2 separate regions of the Homo sapiens genome follow, and region 2 is linked to region 1. A link is a loop called in an ENCODE intact Hi-C map of the cell type or tissue named here. Cell type or tissue: dorsolateral prefrontal cortex. All regions are shown on one strand. Links, peaks and the distances in the headings refer to the core of each region. The heading gives the core; the rest is flanking DNA.

What was found. Hi-C counts contacts between places; a loop is a spot of excess contacts. Peaks named below come from ENCODE experiments on the same cell type or tissue, not always from the same donor. Only the 100,000 strongest peaks of a DNase experiment are listed, where the experiment ranks them.
Region 2: a loop joins it to region 1, with 1.8 times the contacts of the local background. A loop is called at or near these places in 1 of 110 quality-filtered maps.

Annotation. Positions count from the first base shown.
Region 1 is chr2:239,235,801-239,247,305 of GRCh38, reverse strand. It overlaps HDAC4 (histone deacetylase 4), which reads left to right. Exons shown (of 27, transcript NM_001378414.1): 3 at 10,642-10,713. Among named protein-coding and RNA genes, the nearest start is that of HDAC4-AS2, 48 kb to the right of the region's middle. RefSeq lists enhancers at 1-195, 2,738-3,435. In dorsolateral prefrontal cortex, for the core only: no CTCF peak of the experiment used is centred there; DNase peaks (open chromatin) are centred at 6,565, 7,285 and 7,295; H3K4me3 peaks cover 2,403 bases; H3K27ac peaks cover 5,045 bases.
Region 2 is chr2:239,339,071-239,350,575 of GRCh38, reverse strand. All of the region lies in intron 2 of HDAC4 (histone deacetylase 4), which reads left to right. Among named protein-coding and RNA genes, the nearest start is that of MIR2467, 7.0 kb to the left of the region's middle. In dorsolateral prefrontal cortex, for the core only: a CTCF peak has its summit at 5,889; a DNase peak (open chromatin) is centred at 5,885; H3K4me3 peaks cover 912 bases; H3K27ac peaks cover 2,150 bases.

The sequences.
Region 1 (11,505 bases), core at 2,332-10,331:
GAATTGTATAATATTTGTTAGAATTCTCGGGAGTGAAAAGGTGTTAGTTTAGAAAGTAGGATGCCTGCGGGGAAACAGAAGTGGTGGGTACAGCATGAAAAAGTGGGCCTTTTGGTTTGCCCGGCTGTGCGGGTGGCCCGGCAGCGAGGGAGCGCGGTTATCCACGAGCAGACCGCAGAGCTAGTCTCCAGCCATTGCCGATAGCTGCATCACCTTTCATCATTAACTGAAGGGAACCTATCCAGAAAACTATTTTACATTAGCTGTGGAGATGCTATTTGTGTGTTTTGCAGCGTTCCTATTTGACGTCTGTTGTGTGTGACTCCTCCCACTGGCTCTGGTGAAACTGCACACGGTGCATGCCAGGTGATCCTCCTCGCACGCTCCCAGCGCTGTACAGCACAGCTGTGCAGTGACGCACCCACATGTGCCCTCGCCACTGGGCAGTGGACATCCTCTCAGGAGCAGAGATGGTGCTGTTTTCAAAGGCAGGCGAGGACATTTTCTCCTGATTTGCTAAATCACTTATGAACGCTTCAGCTGGCCTGTGCCACTTGGTAGGTAGGGGTAGCTGAGAGCTGTCTCTCCGTGTTGTCTTACTTAGGGAGGAAGCAGCCTGGCCATGCCAGGCCCTGCAGAACCGTCTAGGAGAGGCCCTGAGACACTCCCTCCAGGAAACGCTGTTCTCCGGCCCTTAGAGCACAGAGCAGGGCCCTGCGGAGCAGGAAGAGCGGCTTGCTTTCACTCCTGCCGGCGCCGTGGCCATCACCTGCTCAGCCAGCGCCTGGCCGGCCCCCGCCCACACACCTGGCTCTATGCTCGGTGCCAGGACCTGTGGCAACAGGACAGCCCCATTCAGCCCCCGGGCAGCCCCTTTTCCACACTGATTCCTGACACTGCTCCTCGCGTCCTGTGGCCTGCAGCAACCCCGGTGCTTCTCCGGCTGCCACGCCTCCTGGGTGCATGGATGGTTTCTCCGACGGGGGAGGGGAAGGGGCGAGGTGCTGTGTTTCCACTGCCACATTTTCCCTGGGAAAATCCCCGAGTAACCTGCTGTTCCCTTTCCCCCGTGGCTCACTCCTGCCCGCGTTTGCCTCCCCACCGGGCTCTGCCTGCCTGCTGAGTCTGCGTGTCCAGCGGGCTCAGTTTGCACGTTTTGTCCCTATCACCCGACTAAGCCACAGGTGTTAGCAAGCCTGGCCTGGCACGTGAGAGCAGCTGGACACCCCCCTGCAGTCTCCTCTGCCCTGTGTCTGGGCAGGTGCTGGCACCAGGCAGACCCCATGGCGGGACTGGACGCAGGCAGCCAGTGTGGGTTGCCGGTTCTGCTGGGCCGGGGCCAGGCCTCTGCGTTGCTCACTCTCACGTTCCCAGACGCTCAGGGCCTGCTCGCTGAGCTGTGAACCAGACGTGTGTGTCTGCTTGAACACATAGGGGCTGGGGATGAACTGAAGACTGTTGGGATATTCGTGAAGGAACAAGTTAGGTAGATCACCCAGCAGATGCTCAGGAAAGACATATTGAATAGAAGGTGGGGGCAGGCTCGTCTTTATTCCTGGCATCTCTTGAAAAATTGTTATGAAAAGTTTCAAAGATATATGAAAGGAAAGAGACCAGTGCATAGAGCGAGTGCCCACAGCCACCTCCCGCCAGGAAATCCCTGAGGCTCTCCATCGTGACCACTTCATCTCTCCACACCTTTATTTTCTGGAGAATTTAAAACCGATCTCAGAGGCCACAGCACCATCCCTTAAATACTTGAATGTGTGTTTCTAACAGATCCAACCCCATTATCACACTCAGCAGAAGGAATCATGATTCCTACATATCATCTTATACCCAAACGATGTTTAATTTTTACTGGTTGTCTTAAAAACTGTCTTTTTACAGCCAGTTGTTCAAATCCAGACCAAAACATCGGGACTGGTGGGCATATCTGAAATTTCCCCTGCCCACTCTCCGCCTCACTGAGTCCTTTGTCCTGGGATTTTCTGTTTCAGGGCTTGACTGATCATAGCCAATCCAGTGTCCTTTAGCAGGTTCTGCCAAACCCGTACTTCCTGTAAGCCGGCAGCTACAGCTAGTTTTGATTCTTAGTGGAGAGACAACAGGAATACTTCTTAGGTTATCCTTGACATTTTAAGACTGCCTGATTACCCTGAAGGAAAAATATTGCTTAGGGAAAGAATCTTTTTCCATTTTCATTTTCTCTAATAAATGCACATAAACTATGTTGGACATGCCTGAGGAATTCACAGCACTTACTCATTAAAGTTTAATTTCTATTAATGGGCAGATGCAAGCACTGTTATGGAACTTTGGTAATTTTCAGTAACCTGCGCAGTGGGGAAAAGCAGAATCTAGTGGCCTGGGATGCTCGAGGCTATAAGCAGAGCTCCCAGGGAGGGCCGGTTGGGTGGGCACAAGTTTATGGAGCATCAAGCCTATGCCTAGTATCTGCCAGGCCCAGGGGTAGTGCCAGGGTGTGGGCCGCACAGTGGAGGGAGGATGGGCTGCTGGGGTCACTCAGCAAAGCAGGAGGCTGAGCTGGGAGGAGGCCAGCGCAGGTGCAGGTCCTGCTTGAGGTGGCAGATGGAGACCCCTCTGGGGGTTCAGGTCAGGGGAAGGACCTAGGGGGAATTTGAGTATTTGGCTGACCTTGTAGATCATTTTGTTTCCAAGCCATGACATTTCAGCCCACTGAACTTCCTTTTATAATTTAATTGAACAAGGGCATCAGAGTGCCAGTAAAATTCTACTACCTCTGGTCACACAGGTTAGAGGCCTGAGGGGATGGCATGATGGCCCCAAACCCAAATAGATACCCACTTCATTCCACATTGACTCACACGCCGTGTGGAGGGAAGGTTTGCATGTGAGTGTGCACCGCACCACGCCCTCCAGGAGGTGCAGGTCTTGGTGGGCCACATGGGCCCTCGCGCAGCGCTTTCTCACAGACACCTGCCAGTTTGGTGCAGGCCAAGAGGCTGTTTTCCTCATGGCCAATCCTCCCAGCAGAAGGAGTTTTCCGTCCCTCCTTATTCAGGCAAAAGACAAGTCCTTTTGCCCCAGACACGAGAACCAAGTGGTTTCTTTTGTCTTTGCTTTAAGGCTAAGCTCTTTCTTTAAACCATGGGAACTCTGCCGTTGCCCATGAAGTTCGGTTTGAAGGTATCGGGGCTTCTCTGGTCTGACGTCAGCCCTTGCTTAGGTGTTCACGCAGCTCAGTCCCTGGAGTCCCAGTGAGGCCCTGGGACAAACCCCAGTTGAAGCACATTCTATAAAATACCCAAGCAGGATTGCTTAAAGCTGTCAAGGTGGTCAAAAACAAGGAAGGTCTGAGATACTGTTGCAGCCAAGAGAGGCAGGACCCTGGATGGGCGCTAGGACAGAAAATGGGCACCAGGGAAAAACGGAGGAAATCTGAATCAAGTCCGGGCTTTTTCTGTCATGACACCTAAGCACAGCATCCTGATGGAAGGTGTTAGTTGTAGGGCATGGAGGGTGCAGAGTACAGGAATGGAAGATGTTAGTTGTAGGGCATGGAGGGTGCAGAGTATAGGATAAGTCTCTACTAGCTTTAATTTTTCTATAAACTCACAGCTGTTCTAAAACAACACCTTTGTTTGAAAAATATGAAAGGATGGGGAGATTGGCTGCAATGAAGACTGTGTCGTTACTGTTTCCCAGTAGCCCTAAGCTTCCGTTCCCGTGTCTGAAAAGCAGCTCTGTTAGCACAGTGGGGTGTGCACAGTGAGGTGTGACCTATACTACTCTTGAGTCACAGCGGTTTCATTGTTTTTGTCTATGTCAGCAACCCCCCACCAAACACACTTTAGAATGTTAATTTATCCAGCCGGGAGCGGTGGCTCACGCCTGTAATCCCAGCACTTTGGGAGGCCGAGGCAGGCGGATCACAAGGTCAGGAGATCGAGACCATCCTGGCTAACATGGTGAAACCCCGTCTCTACTAAAAATACAAAATACTAGCTGGGCTTGGTGGCGGGTGCCTGTAGTCTCACCTATTCGGGAGGCTGAGGCAGGAGAATGGCGTGAACCTGGGAGGCGGAGCTTGCAGTGAGCTGAGATCCAGCCACTGCAGTCCAGCCTGGGCAACAGAGCGAGACAATGTCTCAAAAAAAAAAAAAAAGGAATGTTAATTTATCCAATTCTCATTTTATGCTCATAACGAAATATTGAAGTGAGGTGCTAAGGTGAAATGTGGGACTGAGGTCTCCAAGTCTTCAGAATCAAGCGTGGAAAAGAGTTTAGGTGTAGCTTGTGTGGAGCTCTTGCTGCCTTCCTGTTCCCAAAAACCCCCTGGGCCTGACCACGCTGGTTTGTCACAGGAATGCAAAGTTAGTTTGACATGAGAAAAAAAAGTTTACTACGTTATCAGATGGAAGGGGAAATTATTTAATAAGCTGAATTGATGCAGAAAAGTTTAATACAGTTAAGCAAACATGTGATTTAAAAATATGTCTTGGCAAACTAGGAGTAGATGGGAACTTCCTTAATCTGATAGTTACCTGTTGGACACCTGCAGCAAGCAATACACTTTCCAGTAAAACATTGAAATATCCTTCGTAAGATCAGAAACAAGACCAAAGTGTCTTTTATCACCATTTCTCTTTAGTTACTGTACTGTAGGACTGAGCCAGCAGAATAAAGAAGAAGAAAAGGTGTGAGGTCTGGAAGGTGGAAACAACTGTCATTATTTGTACGTGACCTGATTCTATATGTAGAAAATACACGATAACTACAGAAAAATGATTGAAATTAATATTCTACGATACAGAACCAATAAGTAAAAATTAATTGTGTTTCCATATGCAAGCAAACAGAAATTGATAATGGAAATCAAATATCAAATACCTAGTAATAAATCTAAAGATGTTCAAGACCGCAACACTGAAAATTCTGAAACATTTCTGAGAGAAATGAAAGGAGGTAATAGCCCATGTTCATGGATTGAAAGATGCAGTACTGTAAAGATTATCTTCTCTCAAAATGACAGATGCAGTGCAATCCCAGGCACTGTTCGTTTCCCTCCCTCCCTCCCTCCCTCCCTCCCTTCCCCTCCTTCCTCTCTCGTCCTCTCTCTTTCTCTCCCTCTTTCTCTCTCTCTCTTTCTTTCTCTTTTCTTTCTTTCTCTTTCTTTCTTTCTTTCTCTTTCTCCTTCTTTCTTTCTTTCTTTTTTTCTCCTTCCTTCCTTCCTTCCTTCCTTCTCTTTCTTTCTTTTTCTCTTTTCTTTTCTTTTGGTGGAACTTGTCAAGTTAATTTTAAAATTTATGTGGCGGAGTAAAAGGCCAATTTTGCCCAAGATGATCTGGAAGAAAAAAGTAGGGTTTTTTGCCTTGCCAATATTAAGAGTTATTGTACAGTTATGGTGGTTAAGACAGTGTGATTATTGGCAAAACCAAAAACAAGTTGGCCAACAGGATTGAGATTTGGCTTATAAGGGAACTAATGTTGCCCATCCATGGTGAAAGATAAGACCTCTTAATAACACTGAGGGGACATTTGGCTGTTATCATAGGAAAACATACCCCAAACCCCTGTCTCATAGCGTATACAAACATCAGTGCCAGTAGATGAGAGACTTACATATAAAAGGGAACACTGCAAAGTTTCAGGGTAAAAATATGTTAAAATATCTCTGCAGCCTCCAGGAAGAGAAGAGTTTCTTGAACCTGACATAAAAGCAGAAGCTTTGAAAGATTGAGAAATAGGACCTTTGAGAGGATATCTGCAGCATTTAATTGACAGAGGATTAATGTTCAGAATTTGTAAAGAATTCCTCTGAATCAATAAGAAAAAGACAACCCAACTGGGGGCAAAAAACAGGTCAAAAAGACATGAATCCAAAACAGCCAGTGAAAAAGCCAATAAACATGTAAGAAGATGGTCAGTGTCATTGGTCATCTGGGAAAGACAAATGAAACCTTCAAGAGACACCCTTTCACCCCAACCTGGGCAGGACTAGGTGTTCCCAGGCAGGTCCCAAGGGTGGAAACCACACTTTCTCCCCACTCCCTTCCCCTCCCAGTTCAGGAGCCTGTGCGTGGGGCTTTCATGTACTTTCTTTATTGGCTCAAGAAACCTCCTTTCTTGTGTGTCGGTATTGTGATGTGAAACCCTTGGTGGAGGGCACTGGTCTTGGTGGGTACCTGTTTGCTCAAGGTCCAGCTTCAGACAAGCCGCTGGTTTAATTGAGACAGAACTGGATTCCGGCTGGTGCTCACTCCGTGATCCTAGGAAACTGCACAGCCCTTGAGGCCATTTCCCCAAGTGTGAAGTGGGGGGCCTGGGCCCTCCGGGTGAAAGTGAGGTTCCTTTGGCTCCAGAAGGCCGGGTTTCTGGTTAGACATACCTACCCGTCTGATGCAAGGTGGATTCTGAAAAGCAAAAGCACTGTCTGTCTTAGTCCTGTTCCTCCCATGGGCGGACTCCGAGTCTCAAACAATGCTCAGTTCAGGCTGGGTCCTGTCGGCGCGAAAGGGACTCCTGGCAAGAGTGATGTGGTCACTGCAGTTGACTGTGGGTGCATTGAGCACACTGGGGCACATCATGTGCTGGTGAGGACACGAGGTACCCGTGCTCCTCGGCCTCCCTCTCAGTGTGCATCTGGTCTGCAGCCCCAGCGCTGATTAAATGCTGTTTGAGGACACTCAGTACGATCGTCCCTGTCCAGCAGGGTTTCCAAAAATAGATTCTCAAGCGGAGACAGATAAGGGGGAACCTGCTTGCAGCAGGCGTGTGATGAGGAAGTGGTACTTTGCTTCCCATCTTCATTATTTTCCTGCTTGTAAACGCTGGGTTCTTAGCACCGCTTTCTCCTCAGCCTGAGAAATTTCAGCCCAGAGGCAGATAAATATGGAAATTCCACCTCTCATCACTAATTTCATTTTAACTCACTCTGGAATATGATATCTGAAAAAACACAGCGTTAAGAATCTATTCTGTGCACATTCACGGATGCCGTCATGCGTTCCAGCTGGCTGTGTACCGCAGCTTGTCTATTTCACCCTGGTGACAGACGTTCTTTGCCCCACTGGCCACGCTTTGTTTAGGTCCGTTCCAAAGCTGTCTTTCCCAGGCCTGGTGGCCCCTGCGCCTGCAAAGTGCACTCACCGCCACTGCTTTACCCCCAGGATTGTGTTCCACCAGCCACCTCTGGCAAAACGCCTTTAGTGTTTGGCTTCTCGATCATGGCTGCTGCCCTGAGCCCCAGCCTTTCATAATGAGGGATGCGGCATCTGTCATGCTGTCCAGGTGGACGACCAAGGACGGCTCAGGCCGGGATCTTGTCTTAAAGAGACTGTGGCCGTGCTTCCAGCTGGCTGGGGCTCACGGGGCCTCCACATGTGGGGTTAGCGTCCGGCACTGAGACCCATGTCTGTGCCGCCGCCTCCAAGGCCGCCTGTGCTTGAGACACTCCTGCTGTTTTCTGATAGTTCCACATGGCTGCCCTGTTCCGCGAGAGGCAGGCACTTCCTATTAACCCAGTGCCGCCTCAGAACAGCTTTCCCTTCGAGCATTTCCATGTCATTCTACAAAGATGTGAACATGGCAGTGTTGGGGGTTTGAATGTACAGGTTGTTATGAGACTAGCCAGGCCCAGTGGCACACAACGAGAACAAGCAGCATCTCTGTGTGGTGGAAGAATAAGCCTTATCTGGTCTTTGTCCTCGTTCCTGGCAGGGAGCTCTTAGGATCCCAGGAGCTTCCTGAGTGTCCAGCGAGCCTTTCGTTATTCCTAAGGAGGAGCTTCTTATGTGCTTCTGAGTTTATGCTAATGAAGTGACTTAGGGCAGGACCCCTGGATAGCCTCGGGATGGGGCCAGTCACCAGGACGCAGAGACGAGAGGAGCAGCATGTTCAGCCGCACCTGCTGACCCCAGTGGTACTGACACAGAGGCTCCTGCACTCAGGACCCCTCCAGACCCTGCCTTCATGTTACTGTTTATTTGCATCTTTTACAATAAACCCATCAACATGGTAAAGTGTTTTTCTGAGTTTTGTGAGCCCTTCTAGCAAATTACAGAACCTGAGAGGGGCTTGTGGGAACTCCTGATTTATAGCCGATCTTTAGAAGTCCAGGAGGCCCAGGACTTGTGTCTGAAATGGGGGCAGCCTTGTGGACCTGAGCCCCTGTGGCGTGTGTGCTAGCTCTGGGCAGTTATTGTCAGAGTGGAACTGGATCATTGGACGCCCAGTTGGTGCCAGTTGGCTGGTGTCAGAAACCACCCCACCCGCCAGTATACAGGATTGGACATGTTAAGGTCAAGGTCTGGTTTACGCAGGGAATCCACATGCTGTTATCGAACGGCATTCTCCTTGGTGTGCCAGCTAGTGCAAGCATGCAATAAATGTCTTCTTGAAGGGTAGGTGGGACGCGGACCAGCCCAGTGCCCAGAAATGTAGGTGAGCCAAGACCCACTAAGCTGCACCTTGATCTGAAACACACGAGTGATGCTTGTGGATACAGGAACACCACGTATCGTGACTTACAAGTCAAATCGGTTGCACTGAGATCTGATGTGTCTTCCTGCTTCAGTGTAGTAAAAGTAACTTGTAATTAGGCCTCATGTATGAACTCGGTGCTGGAGGGATCCGCCTTTTGGGCTCAGGCATAAGCAGTTCACTTCCAAACTCAAGAAAGGGCTTCATGTGAGCTGGGACTCTGGCCCCACCGCTGCTGCTCACCACTGGGGGCTTCTTGGTTTCCAAACTTTCTGGTTCTAGGGCTTTTGCTGAGGTGGAAGCTAAGGTTGGGCGTTGAGCTGACTACAGGGGAGGCAGTTCTGGGGGACAGGCATTGGCTCGTAGGAACTGTTGCAGAACCCTGACCAGGGTGGTCCCCCCAAGCCCCCTCCTCTTGACCCCTTCCCATTGGAAAACTGCAGCTACATTGAGATCTTCAAAAGGGCCTTCTGCTGTTTCTGAAAGTATTTATAGTGGGATTTGGGTTAAATACACACACACATATAAACATACATACATACAGGCACCTTTTCGAATTTTTTATTTTTTGTCTACAATGAGCATTTATTTATTTTTATTTATTATAAAAATGAATACAAATATATTTATTTTTAGGGGAAAAAAAGGCTTGAAAAGTACTTTCCACCACTATCTGGGGTCTCTTTCTGAGTTGCAGTGAAGGTTCTCTTGAGACATGGCATCATGTTTACAATTCAGCATCCAGGCCATCTCCTAAGGTGGCCATGTTCTTTGAGAAAGCCCTGGAATGTGTGAAGACTTGGGGCGATTGCTCAGGTCTGGTGGTTGCTTCTAAGGTGTAACTATGACCTGCCGGTCTTTCTCCTGACCCAGGGAAGCAGAACTGTTTTGCCTCCGAATATGCCCAGTGTCTTACTGTCTTTACTTCTGTTTTCAAACCTTAAGAGTTGCCGAGACTTGGGAGGAGCTGCTGGTTGGTTGGAGAGGTCCCCGTGGTTTTTTGTTGTTGTCTTCATTTTGATTTTTATTTCTGGCACCCACGTTTGATCTCTGCATTGCCCAAGAGCAGCCTCACCTGCTGAGCTCCTGCAGGTCCATGTTGGCCTCACACTTTCCCAGTTCTAACTTCAAGAGCATGCCCTCCAATCTCCTGGGACCCTTGTTTCCGTTCTTGAATATTGAACATCTCCAAGGACATGCACGGGTTGGCAATGCTAGGAATTATCTATTTTGGATAAAAAAATGGGTTTTTTTTTTTTTGCAGTCATTTGACCTGATGTTAGTCGTTTTTGTCCTGTTTTAAAACTTGTATCTACAGAGTTCCATGGCTGCCCTGCGAAACTGGTGCTCTCCTTCGCTTAGTAAGGAAAATGACCTCCGCGTGCAAGTCTGTAATGATATGCATATTATTGCAGGGCATTTTACACCACTTGTCAGAAGCTAATTTTAAAAGAAAAGTGTGATTCCTGGAAATCTTGCCAGAGTTTTCTTTCCTTTCTGCTTGGGAGAATATAGAAAAATCCCAGGCGGTCTAAATCCAGCCTGTGCCAGGTTTAGGTGGTGGGTGGGTTCCAGTCTCATCTTTGCAGTGAGTCTGAATAGATGGAAACCGCTCCATAATACAGTCTAAAAATGGATTTAAAAGAAAGGACTCTATACCTTGAGAACACCTGGTGAAGCGTTCTCCTCCATGCCTATTTGCAGCTAGAGTGGCCTCAGCTTGCCTCCTTCCCTGTCTGCACACCTGGCGGGTTCCGAGGGCTCCCTGTGCTGTGTTTCTGTGAGCGTCCAGACCGTTTGTCACTATCTGAGAAGAGGAAGAGCTGCTCTTCTCTTTTTGTTATCTTAATGCTTGTGGTCTGCAGAAGAGCCGACTTCTGATCAGCACGAGTGGGTATAATGTGGTTGCTGAACAGAAGTAAACCCAAATTGCTAAGCCAGTGGCTCTTAGGCCAGAAACGGGCGTTTGCCATATCTCAGTAGGAGGCTATTTTGATTATTCTACATTGGCAAATACAAATAATCTATGATGAAGCTGAAAGTGTCCCCCTGTAAAAGTAGGAAGGACACATGCATTTCATTGTTTGGGGAGTTACTCCCTGCAGACTCCCAGCATAAAGTATGTTGGCTGAAATGCGCGCAGTTTCTGAAGCCAGTGCCTTCTCTGTTCTCCAGATGGACTTTCTGGCCGAGACCAGCCAGTGGAGCTGCTGAATCCTGCCCGCGTGAACCACATGCCCAGCACGGGTAAGTCCGCCCACCCCTGCCCTGTCCGGCCGGCCCTGCGCTGAGCCAAAGAGGTGTTCAGACGCTCTGCCTTATTGGAGGAGTGCAGAGAGGGCGAGGGGGGAGGTGTGGGGTATCAGGTTCACTGAATTTGGGTGCTCTTCCTGGTGGTAAAAGAGGCCATCCTTTTTGGAAATGAAATGGCTCCGTGCCATGTAAATGGTAGAGAAATGCTGATTTTTTGTTGTTTTTTTTCTCTCTGGTGCTAAAGGATGTGTTCTTCCCAAAGGCACCAACTGCCTGGCTTAGGTGTAACCCCTGGCCCTGATCCCCGTGAGGGCCTGTAGGAAAGACCTCTGAGCTTGCAGTGGGCGGGGCTGGGTCCCACTGGCCACGTGACCGTGGACAGACCGCGCCTTTTCCATTGCCACCAGCTTTTGTTGGTTAAATGAGTCAGTGGCATCATCTGTCTTCCAAGTACCTTTCAGCTCTTTAACAAAAAAAAGTATCGGTGGTGATCAGAAATATTTCATTCCATAGGTAATTTTTAGTTATTTATGCATTTGTCTATTTGGAGACGGAATCTCACTCTGTCGCCCAGGCTGGAGTGGAGTGGCGTAATCTTGGCTCACTGCAACCTCCACCTCCCGGGTTCAAGCGATTCTCCTGCCTCAGTCTCCCCAAGTAGCTGGGATTACAGGTGTGTGCCACCACACCTGGCTAATTTTGCATTTTTAGTAGAGACGGGGTTTTACCATGTTGGCCAGGCTGGTCTTGAACTCCTGAGCTCAAGTAATCTGCCTGCCTCGGCCT
Region 2 (11,505 bases), core at 2,268-10,267, 100 kb before region 1:
GCTGAGATTGCGCCACTGTACTTCAGCCTGGCGACAGAGCAAGACTCCGTCTCAAAAAAAAAAGTTCTCTCATTTATATATATTTTATTTATATATAGGAGGATATGTATCCTTTCTTTATATGTTGTTTTAATTATATATTAACTCAGTTGAGTTATTTAAATCAGTATAGCTTTACTTATTTTTTTCTGTCTGCTCGATTTCTTGGAAAAGTGTATTTTTCTACTGTGATTATAGTCTTATAATATTCTTTTTACATTAATAACCATTTTTTGCTTTATATAGTTCAGTGTTTTTTTTTAAAGCTTAAAAATTAATGACTGTTCTTTTGGTAGATCAGGTCTCTTATCAAAATATAATATATTTCTCTTTGTTTAATGTTTCTTTGACCGAGAGCTTATAGTGTTTCATGAGGTATTTCTACCCTTGGTTTCTTTTGGCTAACAAATATTTCTCCATCCGCTTGTCTCTAACCTTTTCAGGCCGGGTTCTTTGAGGCTCAGCTCTGGAAACCGCGGGGTGCTGGGTTTGTTTGGCCTTTTCTGTGGGAATTTCAGCCGCTGCGGTTCAGTTTGATCACCGGCCTGCCCGGGCCTGTCCTGCCCATGTGAGTTGGGTTGTGTGCGCCTTATTGCCACCCACGACCTCTCCATTCTCTCTCTCAGTGGGTTGGAGGCTGAAGACAGGCCGCACTGGTGAGGGCAGGGCTGCCCCTTGGCCCAGCCCATTCTCTGCTCTCCATCTGTGCAGGGGGTACAGCTGAGGTGGTTTGCCTGGGGCCTGAAGTCTGCTGGCTGCCTCCTCTGCCCTGTCCGCTGTCATCTTTCCCTGCCGTGTCTGCCCTTCCGCCCGGAGGTCCCTTGGGAGGCAGGACCCCTTGTGCCCAACACGTGCATACCACCACCTGCACACACTGGCTGGTGGCCCAGCGGCCTCTGCCCACGTCTCAGGCGGGGGATGGGGCTTGCCCAGAACCGTGCCCTCCCTCCTGGGCGAGGCCCACTCGCTTGTGTGCCTTCCCAAGCAGCTCCATCCCCAGAGATCTCTAGTTTCGGGAAGTTCCTCTGTGTTTCTTGTCAGCTGATGCACCTGTCCGTCCGCTCCCAGGCATTGCTGGAAGTGCTTTCCAATCCTGCTTTTCATCATTTTAGTGGGTTTTGGGAGGAAGAGAAATCATTAATACTAAAGGATTCAGTTTGCTCTCTTGAGCGGGAAATTTCTAGGTGTGTCAGAGCACAGCCACGGAACCGCTGTCCCTTTTCCTTGAGCCGAGGAGCCGAGTCCTGGCAACGTGGTGTTCGGGGCCTACCTGGCTGCACCTCCCCTCCCTCCGTGTGTCTCTCGTGCCGTCCTCTGCTAGCTGGCCCTGTCCTTCGCCCTGCCCACCCGGCTCACTCTTGCCTGCCTGGCTCACCCTTGCCTGCCCATCTGGCATGGGGGCCCTGCTCCTGTGTGGCCTGGTGTGGGTGCCCGTGCCGCCCTCACTCCCTGGGCAGGCCGGGCTGGGGGAGTCCAGCCGCCCATGGGCCCCCTCTCACATTTGTCATGTGACTTGGCTTTGCCCTGCTGATGAAGTGCCCTTCTAGTGCAGTGTGTGTGGCTTTCCTCTCCTGTGTTCTGTGAAAGTCCTCTGCTGCTGGGTGAGTTTTGTGTTACGGTTTTATTGCTGTTCCCGCTGAACTTTGCCAGAGCCAGGCCCTGGTTCTCTGACGTCAAAGCTGCTTAACTGTTGGGATTTTATTGCTCTAAAGAACGATTTCTAATGATGTGAGCGGCCTGAGGGAAGAACCTGGATTGACTTAGCCTGGAAGGGCTCTCCTTTGAAAGGAGGCCCTGGAGCCTTACGCCCCTTGCCCGGCCAGCCCTCCACACCCTCCCTGAGGGGATGCGCTGTGGCAGGGCAGGATGCGTTTGTCAGGACACAGAGCCTCTGCCTTGAAGCCAGAGTCCCTGGCATGAAACCGGGAGTGTGGACGGAAAGCCCACGGGGGCCTGCTGGCAGGACAAGCTACGCCTCCTTTTTTTTCTCCCATTCCCTTGTTTTCCTCCAAGGACAGTTCTCCAAGTAACTGTCCTTGTCTTTCCTTGTGGTTAAGGGCTTAGGATACTGGTGACTTGACTGGCCAGCAGGAAAGGCAGACGTTGTTACTTGGCCACCCACTTAACACTACCCCGTCCCTCCAGTGTCATTTACTTTCCCTTCCGGAATGTTCGTGCCTAGAGAAAGTCTTGCCCAGAAAAGTTCTCAGTGTCAAGGAGCCCCGCAGTGGATTTGCTGGGACGTGGATTTGCTGGGACGTGTCTGTGGTCAGCGGGATGGTGCTCTCGATAGGAAGCAGTGCATTTGCTGGGACGTGGATTTGCTGGGACGTGTCTGTGGTCAGCGGGATGGTGCTCTCGATAGGAAGCAGTGCATTTGCTGGGACGTGGATTTGCTGGGACGTGTCTGTGGTCACCGGGATGATGCTCTCGATAGGAAGCAGTGGATTTGCTGGGACGTGTCTGTGGTCACCGGGATGATGCTCTCGATAGGAAGCAGTGGATTTGCTGGGACGTGTCTGTGGTCACCGGGATGATGCTCTCGATAGGAAGCAGTGCATTTGCTGGGACGTGGATTTGCTGGGACGTGTCTATGGTCACCGGGATGATGCTCTCGATAGGAAGCTGGTTGAGCAGGCAGTGGTCGGTAACTTGAGCATCCTCTCGCTCCTGGAATCTTGGTGCGAGGTACGGATAATGTTTAGTTCAAAACAAAATAAGTGGCCGGGTGCGGTGGCTCAAACCTGTAATCCTCGTGCTTTGAGAGGCCGAGGTGGGCAGATCATTTGAGGTCAGGAGTTCGCGATCAGCCTGGTCAGCATGGTCAAACCCCGTCTCTACTAAAAACACAAAAATTAGCCAGGCGTGGTGGCACGCGCCTGTAGTCCCAGCTACTCGGGAGGCTGAGGCAGGAGAATCGCTTGAATCCGGGAGGTGAGGTTGCAGTGAGCCGAGATGGTGCCACTGCACTGTAGCCTGGCCGACAGAGCAAGACTGTTGTCTCAAAACAAAAAAAAAGGATTTTGTGGGAAACGTGTGTAACTTAAGATCAGTGTGTTCATTTGGGCCATTCTATGATTTCTTAATATTCTGTTCAGTCTGAGCTACCCCCATCCACATAAAAGCAGCTAAAAAGTCTCTGTCCACAATGACTTGGTGATGAGTGAGTTCATGGTAATACAGTTGCTTCAGACCACTGTTGAGTGTTAACCCTGTGAGTCCAGGGAGAAGGCTCTCCTCTGGGATTGCTTCCAGTCCTCATGTTCTGCTCTAACTTTATTTGATCTTGAATCTGTTTATTTTAACTATTGTGGCCGCCAAGATTATTATATTTTAATATAGAAATGATCCATAAAGATGCATTTTTATGGCATTTAAATAATGCTCTGCAGTGGTTGAATGTCTCAGGAATACCACAAAGTGTCTGTGTGTATGTGTGTGTTAGAGTGTGTGTTAGGGTGTGTGTTTTAGACAGGTTGTATGTGTGTGAATCAGGGTGTATGTGTGTTAGGGTGTGTGCGTGTGATGGGGTGTGTGTTTTAGACAGGGTGTGTGTGTTAGGGTGCGTGTGTGTGTTTTAGACACAATGTGTATGTGTTAGGGTGTGTGTGTGTTTTAGACAGGGTGTGTGTGTGAGAGACAGGGTGTGTGTGTTAGGGTGTGTGTGTTTTAGATAGGGTGTGTGTGAGACAGGGTGTGTGTGTTAGGTGGTGTGTGTGTGTTTTAGACAGGGTGTGTGTGTGTGAGACGGTGTATGTGTTAGGGTGTGTGTTTAGACAGGGTGTGTGTGTCAGGGTGTGTTTTAGAGCGTGTGTGTTAGGGTATGTGTGTGTTAGGGTGTGTGTTTTAGACAGTGTGTGTGTTTTAGACTGTATTAAGATATGGGTGTGTGTTTTAGACAGAGTGTGTGTGTGTTAAGGTGTGTATGTGTGTTTTAGACAGGTGTGTGTGTTATGGTCTGTGTGTGTGTGTGTGTGTGTGAAGGTGTGTTTGTGTGTTTTAGGGTGTGGTATGTGTTAGGGTGTGTGTGTCTTAGACTGTGTGTTAAAGTATGGGTGTGTGTTTTGGACAGGATGTGTGTTAAGGTATGTATGTGTGTTTTAAACAGGGTGTGTGTGTCCTAGACTATGTGTTAAAAGTATGGGTGTGTGTTCTAGACAGGATGTGTGTTAAGATGTGTGTATGTGTGTTTTAGACGGGTGTGTATGGTCTGTATGCGTGTGTGTTAGGGTGTGTTTGTGTTTTAGGGTGTGGTATGTGTGTTAGGGTGTGGGTGTCTGTGTATTAAAGTATGGGTGTGTGTTTTAGACAGGATATGTGTGTGTTAAGGTATGTATGTGTGTTTTAGACAGGGTGTGTGTGTTTTAGACAGTGTGTGTTGGGTGAGTGCATGTGTGAGATGGGGGTGTGTGTGTTTCAGACGGTGTGTATGTGTGTTAGGGTGTGTGTGTGTTGGGTGAGTGCATGTGTGAGATGGGGGTGTGTGTGTTTCAGACGGTGTGTATGTGTGTTAGGATGTGTGTGTGAGAGTGAGTGCAAGTGTGTGAGACGGTGGTATATGTGTTTCAGACGGTGTGTATGTGTGTTAGGATGTGTGTGTTTGTTAGAGTGAGTGCACGTGTGTGAGATGGGGGTGTGTGTGTGTTTTAGACGGTGTGTATGTGTGTTAGGGTGTGTGTGTTTGAGTGCATGTGTGTGAGACGGGGGTGTGTATTTTAGACGATGTGTATGTGTGTTAGGGTGTGTATGTGTGTTTGAGTGCATGTGTGTGAGACGGGGGTGTGTGTGTTTTAGACGGTGTGTATGTGTGTTAGGGTGTGTGTGTTAGGGTGAGTGCATGTGTGTGAGATGGGTGTGTGTGTTTTAGGGAGTGTGTGTTTTTTAGACAGGGTTGAGAGTGTTGTTTTACACAGGGTGTGTGTTAGGGTGTGTGTATGTGTGTGTTAGGGTGTCCGTGTGTGTGTGTTGGGTGTGTGTGTGTGTGTTAGACAGGGTCTTGCTGTCGCCCAGGCTGGAGTGTGGTGGTATGCACCTCAGCCTCAGCTTCCTGGGCTTCAGCGATCCTCCCACCTCAGGCTCCCGAGTAGCTGGGACCACCTCTGGCATGCACCTCTGCATGCCACCACGCCCAGCTAATTTTTAAAATTTTTTGTGGAGACCGAATCTCACCATGTTGTCCAGGCTGGTCTCCAACTCCTGGACTCAAGCAATCCTGCCCCCTCGGCCTCCCAAAGTCCTGGATTACAGGTATGAGCCATTGTATCCGGCCAGGAGTACTACAAAGTTTTAAGGGGCAGAAAAGGAATTTTGAAGACCTGCAATTAACCCAAGACCTTGATTCTGAGCTTCTGGTGACAGGTGGGTTGCAGATTCTGAGCATGGCCCTTGCTCAGAAACAAGGTGGCGGGAGGTAATGAGAAAGCCTGGGAGCTGAGAGTGGCTTTGCAGGAGGCCCAAGAGGGCTCCCAGGAGGAGGGGGTGTGTAGGCAGCAGGTGCAGCCAGCTGGCAGGAGTCCAGGGGAGCTTGGACAAGGTGGCAGGGCCTGAGAGCATGCTTGGTGCCAGCTGGAGAAGAGCTTGTTCATGGCCCCTGCGGTGGGCAGCCCTGGGGGTTCTGGATAGGAGGGAGTGAGATTGAACCCCGAGAACGTGGGAGAGTAGACCAGCCCTACATCAACTGGAGGTTTTAGAGAAGGACAACAGAAATGCCTGGATAGTTCCGGCTGATGTTGGGGTGGGAGATGCTTTTGATCCCCATGTACTGCTTGCTTCCGCTTTCTAAAGGCAAGGTTTCAAAAATACTTGTGTACGTTTTCTGACGCACAGCACCGCCTGTCTGAATGTGCATCCTCCCAGCCACCCGGCACGGGGCGTCTGCAGCTCTCAGATTGTCACTAGCCTGGATTCTCCATGCCATCATTATCTGGGATCTTAATCAGTCAAGGTTTGTTCTGGAAATCATGTAGACATAAGGACTTATTTTTCAACCTACTTTTTTTTTTGATCCTCAAATTGTGTTTTGTCTTTTAAAAATCACGAGTACTCAGTCATTATGAAGAGCTCAGAAAATTCGCTGTCAATGGAGCATTGATGGTTTGTTTTGGCAATTCTCTGAAAATTCTTACACAGTTTGTGGAACATTTGCATTTGTGTCCCTTTTTCAAAGCCACTATTGTAGAAATGCAAATTTCTGAGTTCTGAGATGCTGAATGTTGGATGATTAATGATATTGAAATTTAAGAATGAACTCCCGGTATGTATTTGACATAGAAAACGCGGTGTGAGAATCATTAGAAACCATTGAGCACAGCTTGGCGGGGAACAGAAAGGCTGTGATTGAGGCACCCGGCAGTGGGGGCAGGTCGCACGTGGACAGGTGTGCAGGTGCGTGGCTGCCTCCGGGTGCCAGGCTGTGTGAGGCGGGAGCTACTGCCATCAAAGGTCTGGCTCTACTTGACCATAGGTGTTCAAAACTCATCATAATAATACATCAGCCTTGATGACTTGCTTGCTCAGTCAACCCCACTGCGCGTTTAAGAGAACGAAATGAACAGCAGGTTTGTTCTGAGTTTTGCTTGCTGCTACTCCATTTGTGCTTGCATATAGCCTGTGACGTGAGCTGGACACGTTATTTCTGTTTTGTAGATGAGGAAACCAGTGTTACTGCTATCGAGTGCTTAGGTAGGCTGAGGCTGGGCAGCGCATCAGAGGCCAATCTGGCACCGCTAGAATCGGTCACCTTCCCTCAAGGAGTGTGCGCCTCTCTGCGGCAGAACACTGGGCACCTGGGACCTGAGAGGCATTGAGCCTGTCTGCTTGTGTGAGCTCCCTGGCCAGGGCAGGCAGGGCAGGCAGGGCAGCAGGCACTCTGGTCCAGTGTGGTTCATGCCACGAGAGGGATGGGCTGGGCATGGAAGCCCCCTGAGGGATGTGGAGGCCAAGGGAGGCTGTCCCCTAGAAAGGACCTGAGGCTGAAACAGCCTTGTGAGGAGGGTTGGTGGGCCTCCCGCAGGTCCTGCCCCGCCGGCTGGGGCCCTGTCCTGCAACGTAGGCTTTTTTGTGTCCCAGTTGGTTTCAACGAGCATGGGTTTTGCCATCAGGGAACTTCATCTGTCCTTCCTCTGTCTTTTTGTGAACTTTCTCTGAGCTCTCTTTGCCGGTCCTTAGAATGTTGGGACTGAAGGAGTGACTGGGTGATTGGCATAACCAAGCGAACTCTGAGATTTGGGCTGAAACTTTCACGTTGTGGCCACTTAGCATCCTTCTCTTTGTTTATTTCATGAGAACATGGCAAAAAATGGGCACTTTGGGGAAAATTATAATGAAAATTACAGTTAATTTTAAGAAATTAAAATTAAGACAAAAATCAACTGAGGCATATACCTAAACTTTTTTGAATTATATCTGGCCCTGAGCTTTTAAACTGGTTTGCTTTCAGCCACCTAATCAGTAAGACACTGGGAGTGCTGGCCCTTCAGGAGTGATACGCATTGGTGGGGATGGAGGCCTTGGGGCGTTATTTTCATGTTTGCTTCTCTCTCCTTCCCCCTTTTTAGGAAAACAAATACAAATAGAAAAGATAAATTCTGCCTCTCAGGGAGCTAGGCACAGCTGATTTGGAGACCGAAGCCCATAGCCAGGCCTTTGGGAGCCCCCTTGACAGTGTAGGCGGCTGTTTCCCTCCAAGACGACGCTGGGCCTGCGGGCTCTTGGTTGTCTGTGAGGATCCTGAGCCCGGCTGGCTTATGGTGGCTTTGTTCTCACTGGACCCCAGGCTCCCTCATCTCCCTCAGCCCTCACTGTACTCTCCTCCATCTCTGCCCAGTGTCCCCTTGCTGCCTTTCCTTCAGTGCTACAACACGGACTCAGGACCCAGTGTGGTTCCATGCTGACGGGCAGCTGTAGAGCTGTTGGGATATTACCTTGAAACACAGTGTTCAGGATGACTGTCATTTCCTAGCTTTCACCAAGACTCTGTACTTTCAAAAGGAGTAGTAAAACTTATTGTAACGTATTTGTTTTTTTCAAAATACAGAAATGACCTAAATGTACTTATTTTTGTTCCATTTGAAATAGCATTTATAAAGAATTAGGACAAGTTGGTCTGTGTGTCTTAGTGTTCATTATTTAGTGATGGTCATTAACTGGGGGAGTTTTTTCTTTTCTGTATACAACTACATTCTCAAAGGTTCAAATTAGCTCTTTGAGTTTGTATTCACTTGAGATGTCAGAATTTGTTATTATGAAGCCACTGTCTTCAGAGCCTTTCCCTAAAAGAAGTTTTGTGATTGGAGCCAGTTTTTTTTTTTTAATTTTAAATTTTAAAATGCTTAGACCATTTTCTTAGAAGATTGCTTCCATAATGTGGTTGTTTAGGTGATGCCTTTGTTCGTTCAGCCTGCTATCATAAAATACCTTAGGGTGGATGATATGTAAATAATAGAAATTTCTTGCTCACAGTTCTGGGGGCTGGGAAGTCCAAGATCAAGGTGCCAGCGGACTTGGTGTCTGGTGAGGGCTGCTCTCTGCTTCACAGATGGTGCCTTCTTGCTGTGTCCTCACCTGTTGGAAGGGGTGAGGGGTCTCACTTGAACCTCTATAATAAGGGCACTAATCCTGTTCCTGAGAGTCCATAACTTAATCACTCTCCAGAGGCCCCACTTCTTAATACTGTCACATTGGGTATTAGATTTTAACACGTGAATTTTGGGGGGGACGCCAACATTCAGACCACAGCAGCTGCTAAAGCCAAGAGAATACCTTTCATTATAAGAGCTAATGGTTTTCTTTCAATTAGTTTGCATTCATAGCCAAAGGTATTCCTTTTTAAATACCTATGAGTTTTCCTAGGAAATATGTAGAAATTGGATGCTTATTAACACTGTGTTTCTCAGTGACTTGTTGATTCAGTAGGGTTTGTGAAATGCTGTTGGAGTTTCAGGCAAGGATGTGGAGTCTGTTCTGAGCACACTCAGGGTTTCCATGTGTTGTCCTGAAAGCCTTTCTCACCTCTTCACATCTAGGGTAAGGCCGTATTGAGGGGAAGTTCCTCCCTCCCTGTTAGGTAGTGTGATGCAGAATTCTTGACACTCTTTGTTTTCACATGGACTGAATCCAAATCAGGTGGGGCTGATTCTTCCAGCCCTGTCTCCTCATCCCGGTCTGACACTGCACAACACAAACCTTCCTGCTGCAGGCTCACCGAGGTGCTGCCTGGCCCTGTCTTTGCCTGAACACCTGCAGTCTCAATGTGGCTGTGCGGGAGCAAAGGCGGCCTTCGCCCCACGTCTCTCTCATGTGCTTCCATAGCACTGCCTTGTTTTTGTGAAAGGATCGGGGAGGGAGGAAGGCAAGGTTAATTTTTTCTTTCTGATGTACTAGTGGATAAAAAGAGTTCTAGAACATTTGAGGAGGCCCTAGGGGAAACTGGAGACATGGAAAGCAGAGGTTTTCGTTGGTAAACCAGAGAGATGAGGAGTTTTAGTTTTTGTAGTGCCCGATGCATTGTACGTGTTGAAAGCCGAGTCCTTGATGGTAATGGTGGCTCTGATGATGGTGGAGATGGGAGGTTAGGATCCCCTTAGAGATGTTTAGTGGGTGCTGCAGTGAGCCCAGTTTTCTGAGTGACAGGGACTAGGGTGTGACTGCTGAAGAGGGGGCCAGATCTTCAGTGCCCTTTATCTCTGGTGGGCTTCTCATCCTTGGTCTTGCAGCATCAGGATGGGGCCAGGGTGCCTGGCCTGGAGGGGTGGACTTGGGCCGAGGACTGCAGGGCACAGATGTCCTCTCAGTGTGGCCCTCAGCACGGGGAGCCCTGTGGCTTTGAAGCAGATGCTTCATTCAAGGCAGGTGGTTCTTTTCTGAACACAAACATACACGTGAGCATCCCCAAAGGCTGTTTTTGAGAGATGGTGTGTGTCTCCATGTCCAGGCTGTTGTAACAGAATGATAAGGTGCAGAGGCCATCTGACAGCTGGAAGGGTACAGAGGCATCTCTAAGCAGCAGCACCGATGGAGTACCCAGCCTGGAAGTGCTGACACCCCACCATGGTCCTCCTCTGTCCCATGCAGCCCAGCCTTTAGGAGATGCACCAACAGGCATTTGGGTGGCAGACTGGAGCTCAGTGGGGCTGCCCCCACTGGGGCCCCTCTGTAGCTTCTGAGAACAGTTGAATTGTCTATCTGCCTTCACATCTATCTGTGATTTGGTTCCCTTTTGTTCTTCGCCAGTCCTCAGTAGGATTTGGTAAGACGTAATTTCTCGATGGTTCAGGAAGACGGGTGGGGCTGTGTCCATGCTTGCACAGCCTACTGTGAACAGCTGAGCTCACTGCCCTGTGACTGGCTTGGTGTAGCTGAGGCTCAGGGAAGAGCTGGGGTGTCCTGGGGTGAGGGAGCAGCAGCACCAGCAGGACCCCATGCCCCAACTGCTGCAGGGACCATCCTGGCCTGAATGTGTTAGAAACTAGGAGGGTATCTGGGGTGGGGACACATCCCACTCTTCTTGCTTTGTGTTCAGGCCCCCAGCCTCTTTCTGTCATGATGTCTTGATGTCTCCCTACTCAGCTGCTAGCACTTCTGCTGAGGGAAGCAGTCACAAAGGCCGGTGGCCCTGGCCTGAGCATGGATGTGGCTTTCTTGGTTCTTGGCTGCGGTTTCCTTGAACTCTCTGTGGTCTGCAGGACCTGATGCATGAGAATCACATGTGGGGAGGGTGTTTCTTGTGTTTATCAGTGTTTCCATTTCTTTGGAAGTTACCTGGATGCTGTTATGAGTGGATTTGGTGGACTGATTTGCATGGGTGTGGCCTCAAGGACTGCATTTTCTAAGGAGATGGTGTTTTTAATGCCTTAGCCAGGAGATTGCAGGGGGCCGCGGGCCACATGTGTGGTTCTCTGGGAAGATTCTGCTCTGGAGCTCTGCTGAGGGATGTTATTTCAAACTTCAGTACTATCTTCATGAACAAAAGAACAACGTAGGTCTCCGTTGAGTTGCTCACATCACCCGAGAGAGCATGGCTTTGGTGCTCCTCACCCATGTCCAGATCAGAGCATTTAGGCTTCACCTGGGGAATGGACAGGGGCAGGAGCTGGGAGATCACTGCCCAGGGGTGGCTCTGTGTCCGGGGTGACCTGGACTGGGCCCATTGCCTCCTGGGGCTGAGGTTGCTTCCTTTCATCGGGCCCTGTTTCTTTAGAAAGATACTGGGCTTTGACTTTTGCCTTCTGTCGGCACCTGGCCCTGCAGCTGATGGAAACTGGCAGAGCAAAGGACTTCACTGGGACAGTGAGCAGTGGGGCAGCCCTGTGTTTACAGGCAACCCCAGACCCTCTTATGACAGAAGGGGAGGGCAGGGCAGCCGGCCTTCACCTGGATAGGAACAGCAGGTGGCTGATGTATCTGAGTTGGTATATTCATTCAGAGACATTGGTTAAAATTACTTGTCAATATAACATCTTTACCATT